2 separate regions of the Homo sapiens genome follow, and region 1 is linked to region 2. A link is an interaction called in ENCODE POLR2A ChIA-PET data of the cell type or tissue named here. Cell type or tissue: PC-9. All regions are shown on one strand. Each heading gives the region's core, and the rest is flanking DNA. Links, peaks and the distances in the headings are about the cores only.

What was found. Peaks named below come from ENCODE experiments on the same cell type or tissue, not always from the same donor. Only the 100,000 strongest peaks of a DNase experiment are listed, where the experiment ranks them.
Region 1: POLR2A ChIA-PET joins it to region 2 with 5 read pairs; 2 of 35 experiments call an interaction of 5 or more read pairs at or near these places.

The regions. Positions count from the first base shown.
Region 1 is chr7:86,902,391-86,910,699 of GRCh38, forward strand. It overlaps ELAPOR2 (endosome-lysosome associated apoptosis and autophagy regulator family member 2), which reads right to left. Exons shown (of 22, transcript NM_001142749.3): 16 at 7,422-7,611; 17 at 6,057-6,153; 18 at 5,280-5,381. Among named protein-coding and RNA genes, the nearest start is that of GRM3-AS1, 100 kb to the left of the region's middle. In PC-9, for the core only: CTCF peaks have their summits at 3,036 (motif pointing left) and 3,239; no DNase peak of the experiment used is centred there.
Region 2 is chr7:87,315,085-87,323,393 of GRCh38, forward strand. No RefSeq gene overlaps it. Among named protein-coding and RNA genes, the nearest start is that of TP53TG1, 26 kb to the right of the region's middle. In PC-9, for the core only: no CTCF peak of the experiment used is centred there; a DNase peak (open chromatin) is centred at 4,207; H3K4me3 peaks cover 772 bases; H3K27ac peaks cover 396 bases.

The DNA of each region.
Region 1 (8,309 bases), core at 2,225-6,224, 410 kb before region 2:
GTCTCAAACTCCTGACCTCATTTGATCCGCCTGTCTCGGCCTCCCAGATTGCTGGGATTACAGGCGTAAGCCACTGCGCCAGGCCTGGAGTCTCTTTTATAAGGACACTAATCTCATTTATGTGGGGAGAGCCACCATGAGCTGATAACCTCCCAACACACCATCTCTTACTACTATCACTTCAGTATTAATGGTATTTCAGCATATGCATTTGGGGAGACACAAACATTCAGACTGAGACAGCCAAGTAAAAAGGGCTCCACAGAAAACCTCCAATCAGACTGGCACTGGAAGAATGGGGTGGGGCCTTGGGAAGTTTGCACCCTTTGCAGGGGGAGGAGTCTGGCCCCTCTTATTCCTGGGTGGCAACCTAGGATTCAGTCTGTGAGATGGGGGCTTGCTAACAGGAACCCCTCTCACTTGGCTGAGTCTTTTTCCTTTTCGCCCAATAAATTCCATAACCCCTCACCCTTCAAAGTGTCTGCAACCCTACTCTTTCCTGGATGTGTGACAAGAACCCAGTGTCTTCTACAAGAATATCACAACAGATTGAATATGAACATAAGATTTTTTATGCATAGTTCTTAGATCCAGGTTTACAAAATTCTATCATTCTCCTGCAAAACCTCCCTTTCTAAAGACTCTATCCTGAGTTAACTACCAAAAGCCAGCATCAGATCAAAACCGAGACAAACTAAATTAACTGACATTCCTTAGTTTTCTCTTCAGATTATCTTGTTTAATGAAATAAAATAATTATCATCCTTATCTCAAAATTGATCTGAAAATTTTAAGAATGGTTTGTGATTTTTATATCATGTCTTAAGAGTACTTATTAGTGTCTGAAGTATATAATTTTAGCAATTCTGTTTTAGTTTTTTCATTTCTTGATCAAAATGGATTTTAGCTGTTTTCACTTATGCTCATAATGCATCTATATGCCTTTTTACTTTTTAATATTCTAAGAACGTATTTGGTTTTGGTCTTTTGAGTTAAATTGCCTTTTTAATTTAACTTGCACAGACTTACATATCTATTATCTGTCTATAAATTGTTCTAGGGAAAAAGAAAACAAGGGAAGTCATTTTACCAATCATCCTTCCATGTCTCTTAAGAACTGAAAATGGATACATATTTTGGTTTTAACAGTCCTTCCCCAAAGACCAAAGAAAATACTACATTAGCATCCAATAGATCTGATGAATTTGATAGAGAGACTCTAAATTGGAATCTGTGAAATAAACCCCTGGAGTGTTTGACCCTTGAATATAACAGGACAGAACTGTGAAGCGTTCCTTTTGTGAGATTCAATATTCCCAGAGGCTATACTGATAATGGAGATGAATTTGGATTTTGAAGGAGGTTTTGGCAAAACAATTTTAGGCTGATTTATAAACTACTCAAGCAGTTAAATATAGTCAGAAGTTGACAGAGAGAAAAAAATGATTTTCCTCTAACTGGTGGCATCAATAAAGACCCTGTTTGAGGAAAGATGACTCATTTAAAAGAAGGCACCAATAACTTGTAAGTCAGTTGAGTTATCCTCTGGGGTAAGTGTGATATTTGCCTCTAACTTAGTGTGCTTCTTTGCAAATCTCTGCCCATGAGGAATTGGATGAAAAAATGGCAAGATGAGAGCATTATGGCATGAAAAAACCACACAGTTAGAAAATTATTCCATCGTGACTATGCCACACTGCAGCTATACAACCTGGCGCATCAGTGTTTCCTGCTCTGTAAAGTCAATGTGTTTGACTCAAGGATCTTGTGGATGCTGTGGCACCTCTATTATCAGAGTAAAAATGCTTCTCTTTATCTGCTTTTTAATAAGGCCTTTTTATACCATTTTCACTAACAGAAATGTCTCATGTTTTTAAAAGAACCCTTTGGACACAATGCTTAGGTCTAAATTCTTCCCAATAAAAGGAGAGCCTTCAGTTCCTCTATCTCCCTGAGATAATGATTAGAGGTTTGGGAAGCCTTTTAGGCAAAGGCTAGAGGGCCATCTATTTAGGGGCATCTATTAATATTTAGGAATATCAGCAGCCTATTGTGCTAGCAGTTTATTCTCTGCTCAAGGTGCAAACTACACTAGAAAATCTCGTAACTTCACTCCAGCTGTCAGATTACATCTGCCACAAACACTGTACCGTTTTTATCTAAAATGTTTCATACCCTCCAGACACTTTATGGAACTAGAAGCCAACTACATTTGCCAGACCAAATAGACAGCTTGGTGTTTCCAGCTGCAGATGAGAAGGCAGCCCAGATAATTTGCTGTTCCCTCTAATTTCTCAGGTGATACACAAAGAACACATATTTCCCCCTTTCTCCTGCCCATTTCACTTTCTATTAAGACTTTCTCACTTTCCCAGGTCTGGGGATCTTATGACATTTTCCCAGGACACCAAGATATAAAACCCCAACCAACATTGCTACTGCTAAAGTAAACTTTTGCCTGGCTTGCCAAGATTTTTGGCCAAGAAATGAGATTTCCTGAGGGTGGCATTCCTTCTGCACTACCAAAGTCTCCTTCTGAGACTTTTTGGTCAGCTTATGAAGCTTCTCAAGGCAAGTGTCTGGTTAGCATCTCCCTCCCTCCACTCTGGAAATCTTAAAGCTGAAAGAATGAATGAATGAATGGATGAATGAATGAATGAATGAGAAAGACAGAGAGAGAGAAGGAAGGAAGGAAGGAAGGAAGGAAGGAAGGAAGGAAGGAAGGAAGGAAGGAAGGAAAGAAAGAAAAGAAAAGAAAGAAGAGAGAAAGAGAGAAAGAAAGAAAGAGAGAAAGAGAGAGAGAGAGAGAGAGAGAAAGAGAGAGAGGAAGAGAAGAGAAGAAGTCCTCTTAAAAAATAGCCTGAGAAACTGGGCTATGTTGACTTTTTTTTTTTTTCTGTCAGTAGGAAATATTTATTCAACCTCACTGCTAAAAAAAAACCAAAACAAACAAACAAAAAAACCTAATAATTTCAGGAAAGCTGCTGTTTCTCGTGTTCTGATCTCCGAGCTCCCCCTTGTGCCCTGATGGGAAATTGATTCAAGAAAGAAATAAAGGTCAGCACATTTAAGCTGTAGTGTTCAAGCAGCTCCCTAAAGTAGTGGTCAGCACACTTCAGTGCGCATCACAACTCTAAATGAAGATTTATCAAACATGGCTGAAGGACTACACCCTTTAGACTGTCACATTTTAAATTAGCTTTTCATAAAACTAAAATTTGGAATACATTTTGAGAATCTGTCTCAGAAAAAAAAAAATCCAAAATGTGAGTTAAGAAAAAATCTGGTTCACAAATTTCAGTAGACATCAGAATTGCCTTGTGGTTTTTAAAAATGTTCCTATGCTCAGCATCTAAGATTCTATATTTTTAGGGAAGGCCCAGAAATTAATTTTTTAAATAGATACCCCAAGGTATTCTGCTGCAGGTCATCTTGATAAACCTGGCAAAGATAGTTTACTTCCCTAAGTGGCAGATTCCTGGAGGTCAAAGGAGAAACAAGTTTTCCTCTCCAAATAGGAAAAATTCAGTTTCTACATGCCATCGCTTAACTCCAGGAGACTATTTTCCTTATTACAATTAAAGCATCAGAACACACCTTACGAGAGTTAGAGTGATGTGTTTCCTAAAGGACAGACCTAATCTTCATTAACATCATCTACTTGAGTTAGAGGCCTGGAGGAGGCTTTGGAAGCTATTGAAGTAGACTCCCAGAGACTACAGGTTAATTGTTAGGTTCACAATATGGCCCCCAGATGTGCTGTAGTAAATAGAATAAGCACCTGAACTCAGAACTGTATGATGGCATATTAGAAAATGATGAAAGACACACTCTTTTATTGCTAGAATCTCTGACCACACCTTTCCTTGGAGGGTGGCTTGTTGCCTTGGTTCTAGCTTGGAGGCTGGCAGAGGGATCCTCTACCACAGGATGCCCTTTTATTATTATTAGGTACTACTCTTGTTGCATCCATCTCTCACCTTGAACAGGTAAAAAGAATAATTAAATCATAGGTCTATGAGAAGTGGAAACACGCAGTTGGTGAAAAGAGAATGTCAGTATGCCTTTATGCCCAAAAATAAGCCCAAAATACTGTGTTACCCCTGTAACTATTTTTAGGATACATAAGTAGTTGAAGCAATGCTTACACCACTGATTTCCAATCCTGATGTGACATAAGCAGGACAGGTTAAAATCTCCCAAGGGTTACTGTGAAACTATCAAAAACAAAATTAATATAATCATTTTCTCTTTAAAAATATATACTTTTGCTAATTTGATAGAGAAAAAAAATCTGCAAATCAAGCTATGATCCAAAGGTATCTTAACTCAGCAAAGATTAGAAATAAATAATCTGGCTGGGTGCAATGGGTCACACCTGTAATCCCAACCCAGCTTGGGAGGCTGAGAAGAGAGTCACTTGAGGCTAGGAGTTTGAGACCAGCTTGGGCAATGTAGGGAGATTCCCATCTCTACAAAAAATTTAAAAATAATAATAATTTTTAAAATAAAATATAAAGTAATAAATAATCTTCATGTTGAAAAATGAATATCTGAAAAATAAAACTGAGGAGGCATTCAAGTGTCACTCATGCTATTAAAGCAGTCTGTATTTAAGTTGACAATTCTGAGCCTACAAAATTGTTTTCTTGTTGTTTTCCCATCCAAAGCGAACTGCATTATTCAGATCTTCACTATAGAGGGCTATTGCCTTAATGCTAATTTGTGTTAAATGAAGCACATTATGTATTTTATAAGTCAGACTTACCTTGGTGATTCTGCCACCATTAATCAATAAACTGAAGAGCTAGAAATCGATAATATAAATTACCCTGGCCCCCATACCCTTCCAGAGAAAAAAGCTATGACTCAGAGGTTAGATTACTTAATCTTGATCACCCAGCTAGTTAATTGTTGATCTAGTACCATAATCAGGAAAGCTACTAATCCAGCTCTCAAGGAAATTCAGGCTAAACAATAAAATAAATACAGGGATACAAGCAATATAATTAATTTTATATTTCTTCAAGAGAATTAGACACTTAACACAAACAGGACAAGAATATGTCATACAAGAGGCTAGGAAGTCTTTAGATTGTACAAGGACCTATTTCTCTTAATACACACTCAGCACATTCCCTACAAAAAAAAAAAAAACCCTACAGATTGTTCTGTTTTCTTTCTGCTTTATGTTCATAGAGAATATGTTTTAAAATAGTAACATTCTGGAGAGTTTTTCTTCCTCATGGTAAACACAAATCATATGGAAATAAGGATACCTGGGGACTGAAATCACTCCTGCTCCAGATTTAGTAGGATTACACCTCATTTTCACAGCAGTTGATCGGCCATTAATACAAGATGTTGTTGCTGTAGAAGACCTATTGTAAGCCAAATAACATTTTTAAAAAACAGATATAATACAGATTACAAAGACAAAAATATGGGAATAATTGCTCTCAGACTTCATGAACAAATGAAAAAGAAAAATGTATTAAAGTTCACTAATTTGTAATTTTAATACAAATTCAGCTCATTTACTTTCATTGCCTATGAAAAGTTGACTACTTTCCCAGGTAAAGTGATATGTTATCATCAAAGTATTTAGTAAAGATATAATTTTAATAAAAATTATAATCAAAAATATTCTTAAGGGAACAAAGACCATGTCTACTTAGGCCAATGCTTTGATATATGAATTATAAATAATTATTGGCGAGACAATGAAATAGAGTCTCTTTACTGCCAATGTAAGTGAATACACACACACACACACACACACACACACACACACACGAGAAATTATACAAGGCTTTCAAAATATTCCATGTTTCCTACTTTTTACTATCCTTCATTTAAGAATCAGTTACTAATTATTAAGTATAAGCTACATTCTAGGAATGCTCAGGTGACATAGTTGATCTTCTCTGCCATAAGAACTCACATCTGGTATATGATTACATACCCATAATTATAAATATATGAGTATTGGTGTTCCATATATATAAGTTTCTTTTGGTTAAAATATAGTCAAGGGAAACAGCATCTTCACTTACTTATAAAAGAAATGCACATCTGGTATTTGGCTTGTTGGAACTGGGAACATATCTTCTTTTATATTAATATTTTTCAATGTGGTTTCAACTGTGACTCCTAGATGACATTTAAAAAGAAACTATTAAGCAATATGGAAAATTAGTTTTATTTGGTCTCCGTAGTTTTGAATAGAAAATAGCTTTAATGACTGTCATTTTACAATATTTACAGAAATGCTGTATTATATTAATGCATTCATGGTAAAAACAAGAAATTTTCCAAAGTCTCCAGAATGAAAGAGAAAAGATTCTACTCCCTAGTTTTGTAATTTTGCTTAAGTCTTTTCACTTCCCTGGGTCTTGTTGCCTGAATCTAATGCAAGCAGTAATTCGATAATCTACGAAGTTCGTTTCAGTTCTCTAACATCTCAAAAGTCTATTAAAATTTTCATTCTCCAGTGAATTTTATCGAATGAGTTAGGCTACTTTGCTAATACAGCTTTTTACTCATATTCAATATAGACATATTTGACAAAGCAAAAAATTTTGTGCCCTAATAATTTCCAGAAAATAACTCTGAAATTTGCTTAATCTAGTAAGCAGAAAACTAAGGCTTTTTTTCCCTGCCTCTTGTAAGCAAAATAACAGAGCCAAAACACAATAAGAGCAAACTTTGCTTCAGAGTTCCCAATCTGAGCAACCCCCACCCCAGTAACTGACCTTGGTGCTGAAAGTCAATGCTAAATTCCTCTGGAGTCTATACTATAAGCAATGTTCTCAAATCTGGCCACACATCCGAATCACCTATGAAGCTTGTTAAAACCACAGATTCCTAAGCCCCACTGTAGAGATCATAATAAATTTGATCCCTAAGAATCACCCATTAGAGAGCTAGATTCTTCTTGAAACTTATCTATGACCTCCAGGACTACAGAGACAAAAAGGGAACATGAGGAATCAAACTCAGCACCCTCACCTTTGCTGTTTGTCACCTGCTTCCTTTTGGTATGAGAAAAGGTGATGGAAACTGGTGGCATATAAATAATTTAGGTGTAGTTGTGTTTGTTTACTATTCCTATTTTGTTTTTAGTTTTGATTTTTAAAATTGGTTTGCCTCTTAAAGTTCTAGAAAGTCTGATGACAGGCATAGACCCTCAGAAAATGTCATACTTATATATGAATTAATACATAAATGCAGAAGCTTCTCAGAGACTAATCAATAGTCCCCACTAGTAGGAGCTTTTTAACCATCTTACAAAGTGACAATTTAAAATTACCTGTGGGGGCCTTAATCATCTATAGCAAACACCAATACAATGACAAGTTATTCATAGCATAATTTAAGAATAAATGTATGCATGCATATATGAACCAAAGGAAGCTTACCTATGAATGTATCTGCCAGAATGATGGATTGTGATGATAAGGCTGCTCGGAAACCCTTACTTTCAGAAGGAATAATTGTTGACTGGCATACAAATGCCCCTACCAAATTTGTGTAATCATCTGACCCTGCCACTATTTCTTTTACTGTAAAGTCTGTTATATTGTTGGTACAGAGAGCCATCTTCTTCCCCTAGGAAAATAAAGTCATAAAAGAAAGGTTTTATTGGATGTCAATCTCTAAACTTAATCTTGACTAGCTAGTGACCCTAGAAGAGCAGTGGCTCTCTCCTCACTGCAAGGATTCTGATTTAGTTGATCTGGTATGAGGCCTAGCCACCCATCAGTACTTTTTAAAAGCTCTCAAGGAAAGTCCAATATTCAACCAAACTTCAGAGTCTACAGTTATAACAAATACAGTAATTCAAGACTATACTGCTCTTCCCAGTACAAGCATCATTTGTGATAAATGAAAGTCATCAAACTTGAGAAAATAAAAGTAATCTATGAAATGTTCAATTCATAGAGTAACAATGCATGCAAAAAGACCAGAAAACTGCTGATGAAAGCTTCAGTGTCAAAGAAAAAGTGTTGGTCTTCCTTTTCCTTTATGACCCTATGTGTAGCAGAAAGGTAATGTGAAGGCTAAAGAAGAAAGCACAAAAGTCATACTGCAGCAAAATTCTAGAATAACACCTGAATTCTAAATAATTGGTCACTACAAGTGTCTTTATTAACCTACTCTTAGTTTCAATGATGTGTATCTGTTCAACTGTATAACAAGTTAAAGGTAATAGAGAGATTAGCTTTTTTAATAATTTTGAAAATAATTGGAAGATATAACTTATAAAAAATGGAAAAATTGTTTAAATATAATATGTTTAAATTTAC
Region 2 (8,309 bases), core at 2,318-6,317:
GGCAGGACAATATGAAGAAATTCTGGTATTATTGGCTTGGGTTGACCCTGGGTCCAGTGAATTGTTAGGATCATGACAATTTCCATCCTTCCTTGTCATCATTCCTGGCAAGATGGGTGACAACTGTCCCTTTTATAAAAGGGGTCTCTCACTTATCTCCTCTGTAGTCATTCATTTTTAACTCTACTTATCATATATGGTCGCAAATAAGCTTTGAAGTTCATACAATTGAGAACTTAACGTTGAGTCAAGCTCTGCTGCTTTCAAGAGTCAGATGTACCTTGCCTGGAACCTCAATTCTCACTGGTTTTGTATGTAGATAGTCAGTGAGGCTAATGCTGTGTTTACACTGGTGTAAATGAATGCTGATTCTAATAATTTTATCAGTTTAGAAAACATAACTTGTATTGGCCAGGCGTGGTGGCTCATGCCTGTAATCCCAGCACTTTGGGAGGCTAAGGTGGGTGGATTGCCTGAGCTCAGGAGTTCGAGACCAGCCTGGGCAACACAGTGAAACCCCGTCTCTACTAATATACAAAAATTAGCCGGGCATGATGGTGGATGCCTATAGTCTCAGCTACTCGGGAGGCTGAGGCAGGAGAATTGCTTGAACCCGGGAGGTGGAGGTTGCAGTGAGCCAAGATTGTGCCACTGCATTGCAGTCTGGGTGATAGAGCAAGACTCCATCTCCAAAACAACAACAACAACAACATACCATGTATCTCACTATGCATCTTACTACAACCCGCCAGTAAGTATCATTATCCCTATTTCCCAGAAGAAGATGCTGAATTTAAATAAAGGATTCCAGATTTTCCATTACTCAACATTATTTTTCATTTAGAAGCTCATTTATAAGCACTTCTAAATGTCAGTTCTATAACTTAGATAGGTATCTGGTTTCTGAAAACGAAATTTTGGGTTGAAATGTTTCAGGGAATTTTTTGTTTTATTGGCTGAAAGTGTGGCTTTAAAAAGGCAAATCGGCACCTTTCTCACAATCATAATATTGCAATTATTTTACATATATATGCACACACGTGTACACATGTATGTACATGTATACACACATACACACACAAAATCTGTAGCAGTTCTGAAAATATAGAAAGGTTTTGTTAGTGGACCATATGGGGCAGTGAATCTGCAGAAGTTGGTTAAATTATTTCAGCAGGCTTCCCTCACTAGGCATAATGGACTCAATAAAAGGAAGCGTTGCTGCCACAGATATGAGTCCCCTGCCCAGCTGGAAGTGCCACCTACCCTTTTGCTGCAGGCCATTCACTCCACGGAAAGTCCACCTACTCCCCTTGCCTGCCCAGTAACTTCTTTCAGGATGGGCCTCAGTATCACTTTAGGTTCCACTGACCACCAAAACTCCCAGCTGCTATTATTTGCCAGTCTAGACTACTACATAGAAATCACCTGGGGATTTTGTGAAACTGAAGATTCTGATTCAGTAGTTCTGGGGTGAGGCCCTAGAGTCTAATAAGTTCCCAGGTGACATCAATACTACTTGTTCCTGGACCACAGTGAGTAGCAAGGGTCTGGACCAGCATTTTCTAAAATGGGTTTTTGACACTTTATAAATTTAACCATGACAACAAACATTCATAAATGGAAAGATTTATTCCTAAACACTCCCTCAAAATACAGCTATAAATTCTAGGAAGTCTTATGTCAGTATCAGTAACTATCTTTGAACACTATCCTTTATTCCCTGGACTTTCCTTTCCATGGCGCTCTTCTGATGAAAAGTTTCCAACTTCTTAAATAAGAGGATGAATCTAACTAAATTCTTTTTGTATTCTTAATACAATGTTTATGCTTATTTCCTGATTTGATATGGAGTTAGAGTGACTCATCCTGGAGTCCTTGGCATGACAGAACTCAAGTTTCATCTTGTGCTTTGATTGCCAAAGAGTTAGCTGCAGCACTTGTTTATAAGTAAATTGTATTTACTTTACTCACTAAGTAAAAATCCAAATAATAAGATCCTATTCATTCACCCTGGGGGCAGCAAGAGGCACAAAGCCTATCCTAGAGGACAGGATACTTTGGAAACTGGTGGATGGTTTTTAAAAAGAGGTACCTTTCTGCTCATGGCACCTATGGTTAATTAGAAAAGAAAGAAAAAATTGCAATGACACAAGTGAGGATGGCTTCTCTTCCACAACCTCTTCACATGCAGGGATGGCAAGCCCAGGCAGAGAGGAGCTCATTTAAATTCCTGACCTTCCTTGTGCTCTCTGAAGTACAAGGAAGCTGGAGTAGCTGCGAGTAGCTGCAAGCAGCAGCAGCCACAGCCTCTGGGTTGTTTCCTGACATTCTGGGACAGCTGACAAAGCTGTACATCAAAGGTAGGAGCAGAGACTTGGGGGCAGGCCAAATTAGACAGGAATTTTAGCTCTGTTGGATGATTTGGGGCAAGTTGCTCACTTTCCTAAACCTGTACAATGGGGATAATAGTATCATCTGCTAGGACTACTGAGAGGATTACATGTGATAATGTACATAAAAGATTCAGCAGTGCAAGGATGGGGAAGCTGCTGATTGTATTAATACTATCAAGTATTAATGAATGGTAGCTATTCTTTGTATTAGTATTCATACTATTAATCTCTGCTGGGAATGTCTCAACAGCCAGCAGCCAGCTAGCCCAGTCTTGGGGTCTCTCATTTACCTCCCTCTTCCCGCGCTATCAAGAAGCTTGGGTGGAGGTGGCCTGCCAGGTATTGAGATCTAAAGGGCAGGCTGGATTTAAGACCTCAGAGAACACAGCCACAATGAAAGGCAAGTGATGTGTCAGACAGGTCTCAGCAAGTTCAAAAACCAACACAAACATGAAGTCAAGTATGGAGCTGGTTTTTTCATTCAGAGGAGACTCACAGATGTGTTGGGGAAGCCTGGGCAGGGGTGAGCAGGGTGCCTCTGTAGTGCCCACTTATATTTGTAGATGTAATATGGGGGTGGCTAGTGCCATCCTCAGGTCCACAAATTATGCCTCCATCTCCTTGCTATCATTTTCTCAACATTGCTCATGGTTGCTGAGACTGAAGAGGTGACAATGAATCAAATCTGGGTTCAGATCATGTCTCTGCCCCTTTTTCAATTATGTGACTTTGGGGAATTTATCTCTTTGTTTCATTTGGTTTCATCAACTGTGAAATTAGGATTATTCACCTACACTTCAACGTTGTTCATAACTAGAATTGCAAGATTTTGACAACAAAACTATAGGACACATAGTTAAATCTGAATTTCAGATATAACCAACAAATTATTTTTAGTACAAATTTATTTTTTGGTTATTCTAGTTAGCAATTCCTCTAACCTTTTTTCAAGGTTCTTAGCTTTCTTGCATTGGGTTAGAACATGCTCCTTTAGCATGTTTTTTGCTTTTTATTGTTACTCACCTTCTGAAGCCTACTTCTGTCAATTCGTCCAATTTATTCTCCATCCAGTTTTTTCCTTGCTGGCGAGGTGTTGTGATCCTTTGGAGGAGAAGAGGCGTTCTGGTTTTTGGAATTTTCAGCCTTTTTGCACTGGTTTCTCCCCATCTTTGTGGATTTATCTACCTTTGGTCTTTGATGTTGGTGACCTTTGGATGGGGTTTCTGAGTGGATGTCCTTTTTGTTGATGTTGATGCTATTCCTTTCTGTTTGTTAGTTTTTCTTCTAACAGCCAGGCTCCTCTGCTACAGGTCTGCTGGAGTTTGCTGGAGGTCCACTCCAGACCCTGTTTGCTTGTATCACCAGCAGAGGCTGCACAACAGCAAAAAAATTGCTGCCTGTTTCTTCCTCTGGAAGCTTTATCCCAGAGTGGCATTCATCAGATGCCATCTGGAGCTCTCCTATATGAGGTGTCTGTTGGCCCCTGCTGTGAAGTGTCTCCCAGTCAGGAGACACGGGGTCAGGCATCCACTTGAGGAAGCAGTCTGACCCTTAGCAGAGGTGGAGCAATGTGCTGGGAGATCTGCTGCACAGAGCTAGCATGCAGGGACATTTAAATCTACTGAAGCTGTACCCACAGCTGCCCCTTCCCCCAGGTGCTCTGTCCTAGGGAGATGGGAGTTTGATCTATAAGCCCCTGACTGAGGCTGCTGCCTTGTTTTCAGAGATGCCCTGCCCAGACAGGAGGAATCTAGAGAGGCAGTCTGGCCACAGCGGCTTTGCCAAGCTGTGATGGGCTCCACCCAGTTCACATTTCCTGGCGGCTTTGTTTACACTGTGAGGAGAAAACCGCCTACTCAAGCTTCAGTAATGGTGGACGCTTCTCCTGCCACAAAGCTCCAACGTCCCAGGTCGACCCCAGACTGCTGTGCTCGCGGTGAGAATTTCAAGCCAGTGGGTCTTAGCTTGCTGGGCTCCATGGGGGTGGGATCTGCTTAGCTAGACCACTTGACTCCCTGGCTTCAGCCCCCTTTCCAGGGGAGTGAATGGTTCTGTCTTGCTGGTGTTCTAGGTGCCACTGGGGTATGAAAAAAACTCCTGCAGCTAGCAGGACCAGATGTATTCACAGCTGAATTCTACCAGAGGTACAAAGAGGAGCCGGTACTGTTCCTTCTGAAACTATTTCAAACAATAGAAAAAAAGGGACTCCTCCCTAATGCATTTTATGAGGCCAGCATCATCCTGATACCAAAACCTGGCAGAGACACAACAAAAAAAGAAAACTTCAAGCCAATGTCCCTGATAAATATTGATGCGAAAATCCTCAATAAAATACTGGCACACTAAATCCAGCAGCACATCAATATCTTATCCACCATGATCAAGTCGGCTTCATCCCTGGGATGAAAGGCTGGTTCAACATACACAAATCAATAAACGTAATCCATCACATAAACAGAACCAATGACAAAAACCACATGATTATCTCAATAGATGCAGAAAAGGCCTTCAATAAAATTCAACACCCCTTCACACTAAAAACTCTCAATAAACTAGGTATTGAGGGAACGTATCTCAAAATAGAAGAGCTATTTATGACAAACCCACAGCCAACATCATACTGAATGGGCAAAAGCTGGAAGCATTCCCTTTGAAAACCGCCACAAGATAAGGATGCCCTCTCTCACAACTGATATTCAATATAGTATTGAAAGTTCTGGCCAGGGCAATCAGGCAAGAGAAAGAAATAAAGGGTATTCAAATAGGAAAAGAGGAAGTCAAATTTTCTCTGTTTGCAGATGACATGATTGTATATTTACAAAACCCCATCGTCTCAGTCAAAAATCTCCTTAAGCTGATAAACAACTTCAGCAAAGTCTCAGGATACAAAATCAAAGTGCAAAAATCACAAGCATTCCTATACACAAATAATAGACCAACAGAGAGCCAAATCATGAGTGAACTCCCATTCACAATTGCTACAAAGAAAATAAAATAGCTAGGAATACAACTTTCAAGGGATGTGAAGGACCTATTCAAGCAGAACTACAAACCAGTGTTCAAGGAAATAAAAGAGGACACAAACAAATAGAAAAACATTCCATGCTCATGGATAGGAAGAATCAATATTGTGAAAATGGCCATACTGCCCAAAGCAATTTATAGATTCAGTGCTATATCCCCATCAAGCTACCTTGACTTTCTTCACAGAATTACAAAAAACTACTTTAAATTTCATATGGAACTGAAAAAGGGCCCACAGAGCCAAGACAATCCTAAGCAAAAAGAACAAAGCTGGAGGCATCATGCTACCTGACTGCAAACTATACTACAAGGCTACAGTAACCAACACAGCATGGTACTGGTACCAAAACAAATATATATATCAATAGAACAGAACAGAGGCCTCAGAAATAACACCACACATCTTCAACCATCTGATCTTTGACAAACTTGACAAAAACAAGCAATGGGGAAAGGATTCCCTATTTAATAAATTGTGCTGGGAAAACTGGCTAGTCATATTCAGAAAATTGAAACTGGACCTTTTCCTTACACCTTACATACAAATTAACTCAAGATGGATTAAAGAATTAAATATAAGACCTAAAACCATAAAAAACCCTAGGAGAAAACCTAGGCAATACCATTCAGGACATAGGCAGGGACAAAGACTTCATGACTAAAACACTAAAAGCAATGGCAACAAAAGCTAAAATTTACAAAAGAGATCTAATTAAACTAAAGAGCTTCTGCACAGCAAAAGAAGCTATCACCAGAGTGAATAGGCAACCTACAGAATGGAAGAAAATGTTTGCAATCTATTTATCTGACAAAGGGCTAATATCCAGAATCTACAAAGAACTTAAACAAATTTACAAGAAAAAAAAACCATCAAAAAATGGGTGAAGGATATGAACAGACGCTTCTCAAAATAAGACTTTTATGCAGCCAACAAACATATAAAAAGAAGCTCATCATCACTGGTCATTAGAGAAATGTAAATCAAAACCACAATGAGATATCATCTCACTCCAGTTAGAATGGCAATCATTAAAAAGTCAGGAAACAACAGATGCTGGAGAGGATATAGAGAAATAGGAATGCATTTACACTGTTGGTGGGAGTGTAAATTAGTTAATCCATTGTGGAAGACAGTGTGGCAATTCCTCAAGGATGTAGAACCAGAAATACCATTTGACCCAGCAATCCCATTACTGGGTTTATACGCAAAGGATTATAAATCATTCTACTCTAAAGACATATGCACATGTATGTTTATTGCAGCACTGTTTATAACAGCAAAGACTTGGAACCAACCCAAATGCCCATCAATGATAGACCGGATAAAGAAAATGTGGCACATATATACCATGGAATACTATGCAGCCATAAAAACAGATGAGTTCATGTCCTTTGCAGGGACATGGATGAAGTTGGAAACCATCATTCTCAGCAAACTAACACAGGAACAGAAAACCAAACACCTCATGTTCTCACTCATAAGTGGTTGTTGAACAATGAGAACACATGGATACAGGGAGGGGAACATCACACACTGGGGCCTGTTGGGGGATGGGGGGCTAGGGCAGGGATAGCATTAGGAGAAATACCTAATGTAGATGATGGGTTGATGGGTACAGCAAACCACCATGGCATGTGTATATCTATGTAACAAACCTGCACGTCCTGCACATGTACCCCAGAACTTAATGTATAATTTAAAAAAAGACGAGATGGGTAGATCACGAGGTCAGGAGATCAAGACCATCCTGGCTAACACAGTGAAACCCTCTCTCTACTGAAAAATACAAAAAATTAGCTGGGCATGGTGGCAGGCACCTGCAGTCCCAGCTACTCGGGAGTCTGAGGCAGGATAATGGCGTGAACCAAGGAGGTGGAGCTTGCAGTGATCCGAGATTGCACCACTGCACTCCAGCCTGGGCGGCAGAGTGAGACTCTGTCTCAAAATAAAAAAAAAGAAAAAAATTACCCAATCTGTTGATAGCTTTAACTTATAAAATGTCTTATTATTGAAAACATGGAGAATATGAAAATGTAGAAAGAAAGAAATCACACATGGTTTTACCACTCAGTAATCATCATTGTTAATATTCTGAAGTATGTTTTTTGAGGTGTTTTTTCATAAAGTGGTTTAATGGGGATACTTAAAAGTTGCTAGGTGGGGGTTCTCTGTGCATTTTCCCTTCAGTGGCATTTAAGAAAAGTGCTGCTGGCATTCCATCCACTCATTTTCATCTCTTCCATATCCTTCTTTCTTACTGCTTCTCTTGAAAAATTGCATTCTTTTCTTTATTTTTTTTTCTTTTTGCCTTTAAGGGATGTTACAGTCTTGCCAGTGCACCACAATGTAGCAATCTCTCATTTTGAGGTATCACCCAGAGCTCTTTGTCTCAGGACTAAGAAAATTAAGAAGCATGGACACAAAGGGTGAGGTTGGAGCAAAAGTTTAATAAAGTTTAATAAGCAAAGAAGAAAGCTCTCCACCACTGAGAAGGGGCCTGGAAGAGAGTTGCCATTTTTACAGTTGAATGCAAAAGCTTTTATAAAAGAGGATAGCTGGGCATTTCATCTGCATAAAGCATGAATTTCTGCTAGCTCCACCCTGTCCTCCTAGTGTACATGTGGGCCCTTAGCTTGAGGTACTCCAAATTGCTTTGTTCCCCAAAGTATGTGTGAGGGGGGCAGAACTTTGCTGAGCATGTCTGGACAAGTCACCTGTGAAGCCTTTCTTATCTGTGTGGCTGTGGCCATGTCTTAGGCAAGCCGCCCTGTGCAAGTTCCCTTATATGTGCCTTCAGGCTGTTCTTTTGTTTGAAAGAATTCAACCAATGACCCACTTTAACTGCCTCCCTGACCTCTTTCTTCCTTTCTCCTGTCTTATTTCCCTCCTCA